Linked DNA regions of Homo sapiens: region 1 is linked to region 2. Evidence: read pairs that join two places in POLR2A ChIA-PET (ENCODE). Cell type or tissue: B cell. All regions are shown on one strand. Each heading gives the region's core, and the rest is flanking DNA. Links, peaks and the distances in the headings are about the cores only. Region 1 overlaps RAD51B (RAD51 paralog B). Region 2 overlaps RAD51B (RAD51 paralog B).

Region 1 (5,387 bases), core at 214-5,213, 140 kb before region 2:
TTTAGAATATCACAGAAACTTAGTTGACAAAGCAGTGGCAGGGTTTGAAAGGATTGACTCCAATTTTGAAAGAAGTTCTACCGTGGATAAAATGTTATCAAACAGCATGACATGCTACAGAGCAATCTTTCATAAGAGTCAATCCATAAGGCAAACTTCATTATTGTCATTTTTTTTTTTTTTTTTTTTTGAGACGGAGTCTCGCTCTGTCGCCCAGGCTGGAGTGCAGTGGCGGGATCTCGGCTCACTGCAAGCTCCGCCTCCCGGGTTCATGCCATTCTCCTGCCTCAGCCTCCCAAGTAGCTGGGACTACAGGCGCCCGCCACCGCGCCCGGCTAATTTTTTTTGTATTTTTAGTAGAGACGGGGTTTCACCGTTTTAGCCGGGATGGTCTCGATCTCCTGACCTCGTGATCCGCCCGCCTCGGCCTCCCAAAGTGCTGGGATTACAGGCGTGAGCCACCGCGCCCGGCCTATTGTCATTTTTTAAGAAATTGCTACAGCCACTCCAACCTTCAGCAACCACCCCCTGAACAGTCAGCAACCTTCAACACTAAGGCAAGACCCTTCACCAGCAAGATTATAACTCACTGAAGGCTCCGATGATCCCTAGCATTTTTTTTTTTAGCAATTAAGTATTTTAAATTTAGGTAATCTATATTGTTTTTAAAAAATATAATACTATTGCACTTTTAATAGAGTAGAGTGTAAACATAACTTTTTTTTTTTTTTTTTTTTTGAGACGGAGTCTCGCTCTGTCGCCCAGGTTGGGGTGCAGTGACACAACCTCGGCTCACTGCAAGCTCCGCCTCCTGGGTTCACGCCATTCTCCCGCCTCAGCCTCCGGAGTAGCTGGGACCACAGGCGCCCGCCACTGCACCCGGCTAATTTTTTTGTATTTATTTAGTAGAGACGGGGTTTCACCCTGTTAGCCAGGATAGTCTCGATCTCCTGACCTTGTGATCCGCCCACCTCGGCCTCCCAAAGTGCTGGGATTACAGGCGTGAGCCACCGCGCCCGGCCAACATAACTTTTATATGCACTGGGAAACCAAAAAATGTATTTCACTTTATTGCAATATTTACTTTATTGCAATGGTCTGGAACCATGTCTACAATATCCTCAAGATATGGCTATATAACCTGGGAGATAATTAGACAAATTTGGAAATCTGGATGTAAAAGAATGTTTACTGCAATTTTTAAATGATAGTAAGCAATATAAAAAAACCTAAATGAATAATAATTGGGAAATGCATAAATGGATAATAGCACAGCTGTTTAATGGAATATTATATACTGTCACTATAATTAATGGTGTCATTATTTATGGACATAGAGTTGTCCACAATGAGAAAGTACACTCTTGTTTTCTAACAATGGCACATGGAAGTATAATATGCACATTCTGAGAGTGATCTGGAGAGTTGCTCACCAAAATGTTATTTCTCTCAGCAGTAGGATTTAAATTGACTTTTCCATTTTTCCTTTGTACTTTTAGTCATTTTAAAACTAGAAAACAATAATAACAATAATTCTATTTTCACTTTGGTAGAAAAAAAAACCCAAACCACTGAACCAATCTCCAGCTGTGACCAGCAAGTCTCATGAATTTTATTCAGTCCGGTTCCAGGGAGGTATTTACCAGAATGACAACCATGGCCAACTGATATTAGAAAGAGTTTATTAATATCAGGAATAGATGGGCGAGATTAAATTGGAGAATCTAATAGACCCAAAACCCCAGTTCCACTTTACTTTCTGTTGTTTCCAAAATCAGAATGAAGCCAGTAACAAAATGAGGAGCTAAACGTTTTAGGCAAATCTTTTTGCATTCCAGGTAACATTAAGGTGAATTCTAAAATGCTCAATCTATTTTGAGGATATTGGAGCTAACCTACCACTCAATAAAATTTGTATTAATGTTTTCTTTATGAAACTCAAAGAGTTAACAAACAAATATGTCTCCAAAAAATAGGCAACATAAGAAATGGGACATAAAAAATACATCTGTACTAGTCCCACCAAAGCAAGAGTGCCATCTCTACAGTATGGGAGCTCCCATTGGGCGGCTGCCTATATCCCTCCAGTGACAAGATGGGGTTCTTTTTACTGTGCATCACGGTCCCCTCTACAGCCAGAGAGCTTACTCACTAGAGTTCTTCCTAAAAAGCCTGAAGGTACTCGGATAGTACCCTAATACTGGGATTATCTTCTCATTTCACAGAAAGGGAAATCGAGTCACAATGAGGCCAAGAGGCTTAAACTTGGCATTTCAGACCTCAGAGCTTGAAATGGGGCTCCCACGTCAAAATTCTGTCCTGAGTCCACTACTTCTTTTTGCTACTTGAATCATGAGCAAGCCGAGAGGCTAGCCCAGGGCTTCCCAAGGGTTACCTTTCCCACCTAAATGTATAAACTCTTTGGATTCTTAATAATTAAAAAAAAAAAATTAAAAAATAAATCTTTTGTAGAGACAGATTTTGCTTTGTTGCCCAGGCTGGTCTTGGACTCCCAGACTCAAGTGATCCTCCCAACTTCGTCTCCTAAAGTTCTGGGATTACAGGTGTGAGCCACCACACCTGGCCAATTCTTTTGATGTTTAAGCTTGTAAGCATGCAGAAGTGACAAACTTCATTTTACTCGTTTAAAACATTATTGGGGCCAGGCGCGGTGGCTCACGCCTGTAATCCCAACACTTTGGGAGGCTGAGGTGGGTAGATCACGAGGTCAAGGGATCGAGACCATCCTGGCTAACATGGTGAAACCTCGTCTCTACTAACAGTAAAAATTAGCTGGGCGTGGTGGTGTGTGCCTGTAGTCCCAGCTACTCTGGAGGCTGAGGCAGGAAAATCGCTTGAACCTGGGAGGTGAAGGTTGCCGTGAGCCGAAATCGTGCCCTTGCACTCCAGACTGGCAACAGAGCGAGACTCCATCTCAAAAAAAAAAAAAAAAAAACCAAAAAACCAAAAACCAAAAAACATTATTGGAAGACACAAAAGTTCTTATAATATACACACCACCTATATAGCACCACAAAGAACAGTGACCATATGACTATAGCTCCTTTTTCTAATGTTCTTTACTACTTTACAAGTAATCTCTTTGTCGAGAAAACATTGCTATCGTCAACAGTTCTAAAATGTCTTTGTTTCATGGAAGTGGTGATGAGAAAGGATCATATGCTTGCTTGCCTAACATCACAGGTGGAACGTATACATGTGACTTAGGCACAACCCCTAGAGACCCATGGGCTTGAGGGTACCCCACACAGTTCCACCACGTGGAAGGCCTGAACTGCTCAGAATACTTCTAATAGAAGCATAGTTATGTGGAGTGTGGAGGGGAAGGTCTTACTGAGCCCTTCACCCAAAGTGGCAACTTTTTAGAAAAATTCTAAACGAAACATTGACACTTCTGTCCTCCTTTCCCCCTGCTGCGACAGCCAGACAACAATGGCTCAGGCCCCAACCCCAACGCCCGGCTCTGTGCTATTATGACTCGGATGCACCTCTGCCTCCACGTTTTTATCCTCTCTGCTGTGGACCCCACAGTGCCTGCAAATGCACCTTCCTCAGCCCTGATTTTTCATCTCACCTTGCCAAAGTGCCAGTCTGAGTCTTCCAAGGTAGATCTGGTTACTGAGAAAGAGACAGGAGAAAAAATAGACACATTTCTGTGGCAATATTCTAGCCCTGATATTCCAGCACTTCCCACAAGTCCTCCTCTCTGTACCCCATCCCTCACCTACACACATAGAGGCCCAGTCCAGCTGTTGGGACAAAATACCAAAGAAATCACTCTGTGGCTCATATCCTCTCGCTAAAATGCAGATCGAGATTATTGTAGTCTTTTGTAAATCCACTATTACCCCCAATGCATTACTTTATTTTTCTTTATGGGGTTAAGTAGCATGACCATAATTCAGTGTCTAAACTTTTTAAAGGTGGTACTATTGGCAGTTGTGCCACGATGCCAGTTGCAAATCAGGACTGTCCTCAGGAATTGGGATATGTGTTCCTCCTGGGTGTGAGGAAAGCAACACAAAATAAGGAAAGGCTAGGGAAGAGGCCCAGAGGGGGCTGTTTTGCTTTCAACTTGCTTTCTGACATTGCTAATAATAAAAATCCTTAGAAACTTCCAATGAGCTGTGCGCTTGCTTCAGGACTGAAACATTGAGGAAAAGTTTTATGACTATACTCTATAGGCTAAACATGGGAGGAAAAATAGTACCAGCCTCACTTTTCCCATCAAAACCCTTCCCCCGACCGTGCCAGACCCCCACCTGCTGCAAGTAAAAGCAAAGGACACAGGCAGGCCAATTCTTGGGGTCCTCAGAAAAGATAAGAAGGGAATGAATGAATGAATTCAAGCACAGACTTAGAAGAACCTCAGGGAATTTATACTGGTAAGTGTCCCAGAAACCCCTGGAGCTCCCTCTCTGAAGCCATGAAGTCCTTGCCAGTGACAAACAAGTGGAAAGTCCTGTTTCTCAGTGCCTGGCAAGTGGGATGGGAGGATTCTGGGGAAGAGTCCAGGCCTATGCCCAGGCATCTGTGAGGAAATAGTTTGTAACACCTCAAGGTCCTATTGAACATAATGTCTCACAGAAAGGACCTTGGTTAATTAGGGTCTATGGTGGCATCTCCCTAGGAAAATAGGAGTTTCTTTTGGGAAGAGACTTCTACAATCCAAACAACCACCTTTTATGTGAACTCTTGGAATCCACCTATTGGTAAGGTGGAAGAGTTAGCAGACATGTTTCTATGTGGGCAAGGGGGTGGCCTGGTCACTTTCTAGGTTCCTGCTGGCTTTCAGAATGTGTCCATAGGAGGCATCAGACCTGGCCAGAGGAAAATCACTTTGTCCAGTCTCACAACTGATAAGTAATAGTTACAGAAATACAGCACCACAACGTTGTTTAAGCCCTCGTTACTCTGTGCTCTTTCCTCACCCAATACCATCTATTCATTAATTCTATCATTCATTCAACTTATATTTATTTATCCACTTTTATGGCTCAATTATCACCTATAAGGAGATGACTCAATTGTTTATCTCCAGCCCAGACCTCTTCAGTGAGCTCCAGTACACCTATATCTTCCTGGTATGTCTCCTTAGTATCTCAAAGGTGCATCAAACTCAGTGTTGCCAAGGCCAAGCTCATTATCAGCTCTTAAACATATTCCCTTCTTTTCATCCCCATCCTCATTACTCCAGTGCAAAGAAACCAGAATATCCCCCATGGACAATTGCATCTGCCTCCTGGCAGGGGTCCCTCTTCACCCATCTAATTCATTCTCTACACTGCAGCTAGTGGGATCTTTCCAACTAGCAAATCTCATTACCTTACCCCATCTTTTGCTAGAAACAGGTCAATAGCTTTTCT
Region 2 (5,387 bases), core at 248-5,247:
TACGCAAGATTATGGTGCTCTGTCAGCTATGCTGCTCTGCCGGGAGTTTTAGCTATTTAGAAGTTCCCTTTCTCTTTATTAATCTTTTCAGTATTTTGCAGGTTTTCCCTAAATATGAAAGTATCTCTGCTGTCAGACTTATATCCAACTACCCAGACCATCAGGCTGCAGAAATTTTCCCATTGTCCTGTCACCAGACTTGGTACTTTACCGAACCATTCTGCTCCCCTATCACTGTCCATGACCACATTTTTGGCTGCATAATCTATTATATCTAATAGTGTCAGGTTGTAATATTGTGGCTTGATAATATATATACACTCTCCCCACTATCTAACACATCATACCTTCCAGTTATACTGAAAATTCCACCAATTCATCCTTTTAGATTATATTGTAAACTATTTTAGTTGCCTATTTTTTCAACAGAGAAGTATAAGTTTTCTGATATAAGCAGGGCAGTTTTTCACAGTTTTTAACTATGTGTTTTTCATCTCTAAAGAAAGATTCATATATTGATGTCATAATTATGCATTTGAAGTTTCTGTCTCTTTATTAAATAGCTATGAAATCAATGCTAATGCCACATCAATAGCACTTACATTCAGGTAATAGCAAAATTAAGTTATCACACAGAGATTAGCAGGCTTTTCAGCAAGCACATATTTCTCTAGTGCTCATCCTCAGAGTATCAAAAATACTACTGATAGCCATAAAAACTGTTAATGAAATGTACTGCCAACTGCCAATGATATTTACAAAAAGTAGGCATCTGGCCTTGCTGAAGCCAGCATTAAAGTTTGATTAGAAATGAGCCAGGCAATATTATATCTTTTTCCTAACCCCTGGTACTCACTTGGAAAGGGGATAAGGGTATGGGGTTAACATCAAATAATCTTTACAAGTCAGAACAGAACAGGTCTTAAAATTGTTTTTGGCTTCATTGCCTCTGGGTCAGCTGCTGAAACAGAAGTCAAGCTGTGACTTATAGGCTTACATTAATTTTCCTTATGCTGCTTAATTTTAGTAGCATAGTTTCCACATACTCTAATTTCTTGTTTTCAGTGTTGTATGACATGTCTTGTAAATAGTGTGAAGTTGATTTAACTGTACAACATTAAAGTTATATCCCCACTAGGTCTATAATCTAAAGACCTGTTACTTACAGATAAGGAATAGTTCTGACTTCTGGTAACTACTGAGAATTATGAAGAAATCCAGCAAGGCCCTCTTACTTATTAGAGACTAATCTTAAACAAGAAGGCTTTGCTAAATTATACAAAGTTGTCCTTTCAAAGTTAAGTAACAAACACTTTATACTCTAGACCCTGAGTCTTCCATGACTTCCTCTGTTTTAGAAAAATATTCTATGAGTGCCCGACTCTCTGCTCCAAATTCTTCTGGTTTCATTCCTCTACAAAGGCTATGAGAGTCAGGCTTATATTAAATTTAATTTGGCCCATAGCCACACAAGTCCCATCAAGAAAAAAATCTTGAGAATGCCACTCTGGGACAGGGACTGTACATTTTCAGTGTTCAGAACAGACCCCTGTAGGATGCTTCACACAGTGCTTCCCCCCATACCACAATTCTTGACTCTGAGTGGGTAAAGAACTCAACTCTCAGTCAGTCTGATGGGCCTGAACCCACTTCCCCTGGACCATGCACCCGCATCATAGAGTACCGACTAATGAAAATAGCAGTTATGTTCTTGATCAGGAGGCCATTATCCACTTTCTTTATAAAAGTGCCATAAACTCCATATTGATTGGCCAGAAAGATATGCCTTTACATTGCGTAGGATTAAGCTCACAGAGGTCTATAGATAACTGATAACATAAGATTTTAAGGGGGAGGAGGGCTGGATTTAGAAAAGAGGAGATGAAGAATGGTCTGAAAGCAGCAGTGGGGAACAAGAAAGAGGACACCTAGCCCACCTCCAGGCCTTGTCATAGGAGACTGGGGAAGATAACACTACCACCACTTAGGAGAGCAGCAGGGGAGGCAGCATCCTTAGGCGACAGCCACAGTTCAGTTTAGAGTGGGAAGGTGAAAGGACTGTTCTGAGAAGGGGTTGAGAACACAGGAGATCTTGCCAATGACAGATTCTGAATTCCAGAGGACACAGGACTTGGGGAGAAACGGAATAGAAGAATTAGAGTCTGGGAGGTAAAAGGTTTCCTACAAGTCAGGCTTCTTACAGTGACTAATCTCAACATTGATCAAAGGCCTCATGAAATAAGATTGTTTGAGGCAAATAGTAGTGATTAGGCTGAGAGGGGGGTCGGACAGGGATTACTGTCCAGGCTCCTCTTGACCCCTGTTGATGGAGGTGAGGAAGTCCAAGGAAAAGAGCCCTATCCAAGTATTTACACCCCTCCTAATCCCTGCTGATGGAGGAGGTGATATGTAAATCCATAAAACAGAGGAATATTATATATACTTTGAAATACTTCTTTGTAATTCTAGATTTAATTTTATGGCAAGAAATAAAAAGATAAAGGAACCACTGGGATAATAGAACTTAGATGGGATTCTTTAAGAAGACTTTGACAGCCTTATTTGGGAAATCTTTCAGGGAGACTTAAAGACATTTCATGGCTTTGGAGAAACTGAATGATATATTTGATTTGCTACACTCTTTTCCAACACATTAAGGTAGAGTTCACTTTAGGAAAGTTATCACATGTCCTTAAGATTCAATTTCCTTAACTGTCAGGAGGTGATAATAATACCTATCTCCTAGGGCTGTCATGAGGATTAAGTGAAGCAAACACAAGCACAGCACCTACCATACAGTTCACTGCCAATAAACCCTTAACGACCTTTTTCATTTGTTCTCTCTAACAAACGCAACGCATGAGTCAAGTGTTATCTCCAGTTTAAAATAAAGAAATAGGTTTTTAGAGAGCTTCAGTAACTCACTTAAAGTCCCTCTTTTAGGAAGAGACTAAGCTGGGATTTCCAACTCTGCTTGGGCTGATGCCAAAGGTTGGTCTGAGCTCTTTGCATTGAACCTCACTGACTTTCCCATTTGTTTTTCTGCTACAATTAATATAAGAACTTATTTTCCCCAAATTAGTTCAGAAACATATTGCCCTTATAAATGCCAAAAGTAGTAAAATAGGTGTACCTGGCATAAACCCACATGTGAATCACTATGAGACAAGAACCACCTGCATTTACTGGTGGTGGTGGTGAAGAATAAACAGAATATGAAACAACACTGGGCACTTAAAAAAATCCCATAAGAGCCTCAGATTATCCTTGGTACTGAGTAAGTTCCTCTATGTTACAAAAGCAAAATTCGGCTCAGCTTTCATTTGTTTCCTCTTTTTGTATTGAAAAACCCCAAAGTTAATGAAAACCAGTGAAGCAGCTACAGGATCTAGAAGATGTGCTAAGCAGTCTAAAGACAGGTTCTGGCCCTGCCTCAGCTACTAGGCAGCCAGTGCCTTTGGGCACGTTCATAACCTCTCCAGTGGTAACAACCTAGTGCTTAAGAGTATGGATTTCAGAACCAGAAAGCCTGGGTCTAATTTTGGTTCTTCTACTTAATACTGCATGACCTTGGGCAACTAACACTTTGAGCCACAGTTTCCTCATCTCAAAATGGGGATAATAGCACCTAACTCCCGGAACTATTATAAGGATTAAATGCACTACTGCAGGTAGTTGGAACAGATTGGTGCTCAGAAAACATTTGTTAATTGTTCCCACCACCACTCTCTGAGTTCCATTCTCCTTATTTCTGAAATGGGTACAATAATATCTGTCTTGCTTCCTCTTCTCCACCTTCCAAACAGGATTATTTGTGATGATTATTGTGGTAAAAGAGAAAAGAGAAAAACTGAAGAGGAAGATGAAAACAACCTTCAAATATTAAGATAGTTATATGATAAGGGAGAGTAGACGCCATTGGTGTCTAAGAGATTAAAAAATCACTTTCTTCTCATTCCCTATTGAGAAACTTTGTAAAATATAAAAGGCCATATTAAGAATATAGGGTTATTATGATGATAACTCAGGAGAGAATTGAACATACTATCTTTGTCATTTGAGGCAATGGAGATAATTAATCTTCTTCAAGTTTTTTGAAAATGGTAACTAAATCCTAAAAGTCCTAAATACCTAGCTGAGGAAAACAAATTGTTCTTCAGCTTCTCAGAATATCAAGTTCTTTTTTCCATAATATAATTAGAACCCCCAAGGATTCATTTAATTCACAGTATAAAGGCAAAACAACAAAGTTGAAATAAAAGAAGGCTGGTTTCACAGGTTGCCCACAAAACTGAGAATTTTTTACTACAGCACAATGCAATAAAGAGGCTTACAAATTGAGTCCTGGGGGAAGGACACGAGCTGTATTTGTTGCATGTGGGTATAAGAGGCCAGAAGTTGGCCTCTTCTATTCTGTGAAGTGCCATGTGCATAAATTTGTAGACTGTAATTCCCTTTAACTCAAAACACTCGTGAACAAACAGTTGGAACAAAGCCACCTCCAGAACATGATGAACCATAGCACTTAGAACACTGATCATCTCTCATTGCTCAAACAAATAAGCCTTTAAAATACTGACATGCTTTACTTGGAGTTTTTTTATTTATGCGTGTCTTAACTGATTTCAAAAGAATCTTAGGGAGTGGGGGCCGTAGAAGTAATCTAGACATCCCTCCCCTCCACCTCCCCATGCTAGAAGATTCTTTTTCACATCATTCTGTACAGAGGCCAAACATTTCAGAGATAAGAGTGCTCCATTGGCTTGGTTGCCCCACTGAAGTTAAAGTTGGTAAGTACCAGGGGTAACACAATTCCCCTGCCTAAGGTTTCCATGAGTGGCCTCCTGCTAGAGTAACATTTTGATCTTTTTTGTTTCAGCCCACTTCAAGGATACCAAAAAGAATTTTTGTGCAGATATGAACTAGGTTTCCTCCTCTCTCATTCACAGTCGAGAAGTCAGGTGCACCCCTGGCTTCAGGATGCACACTTTCTCCTTCTCCTTCACACAGGAACTGCCCTCCTCCTGCAAACAACAGTTGTCCAGGGCCTTACCTGACTCTGAGAGTGTGTTTAACTAGGGAAGGGTATAAAAGGCCTGATTGTAGCCACAGATCAGGCCACATTCTCTAATATGGTTTTACTGGAATAAAGCTGACATTTTGTTCTCCATCAACCTGATGCCAGAGTCCATTTCTCAACAGGGAATGAGAAGTGATTTTTTTACTCTCTTAGACACCAATGGCATCTACTCTTTCTCATCATGTAACTATGTTAATATTTGAAGGTTGTCTTCATATTCCTCTTTGGTTTTTCTCTTTTCCAGCCTGACATTAGTTCACCGTTTTTCCTCTTAGGATGTAAATCCAGACCTCTTATTCTCCTGATT

Evidence for each region. ChIA-PET counts read pairs that join two places held together with the same protein. Peaks named below come from ENCODE experiments on the same cell type or tissue, not always from the same donor. Only the 100,000 strongest peaks of a DNase experiment are listed, where the experiment ranks them.
Region 1: POLR2A ChIA-PET joins it to region 2 with 7 read pairs; 2 of 35 experiments call an interaction of 5 or more read pairs at or near these places.

Annotation. Positions count from the first base shown.
Region 1 is chr14:68,351,786-68,357,172 of GRCh38, reverse strand. All of the region lies in intron 8 of RAD51B (RAD51 paralog B), which reads right to left. Among named protein-coding and RNA genes, the nearest start is that of RAD51B-AS1, 330 kb to the left of the region's middle. In B cell, for the core only: no CTCF peak of the experiment used is centred there; no DNase peak of the experiment used is centred there.
Region 2 is chr14:68,213,760-68,219,146 of GRCh38, reverse strand. The region is part of intron 7 of RAD51B (RAD51 paralog B); the gene reads right to left. Among named protein-coding and RNA genes, the nearest start is that of RAD51B, 400 kb to the right of the region's middle. In B cell, for the core only: no CTCF peak of the experiment used is centred there; a DNase peak (open chromatin) is centred at 3,346; H3K27ac peaks cover 1,449 bases.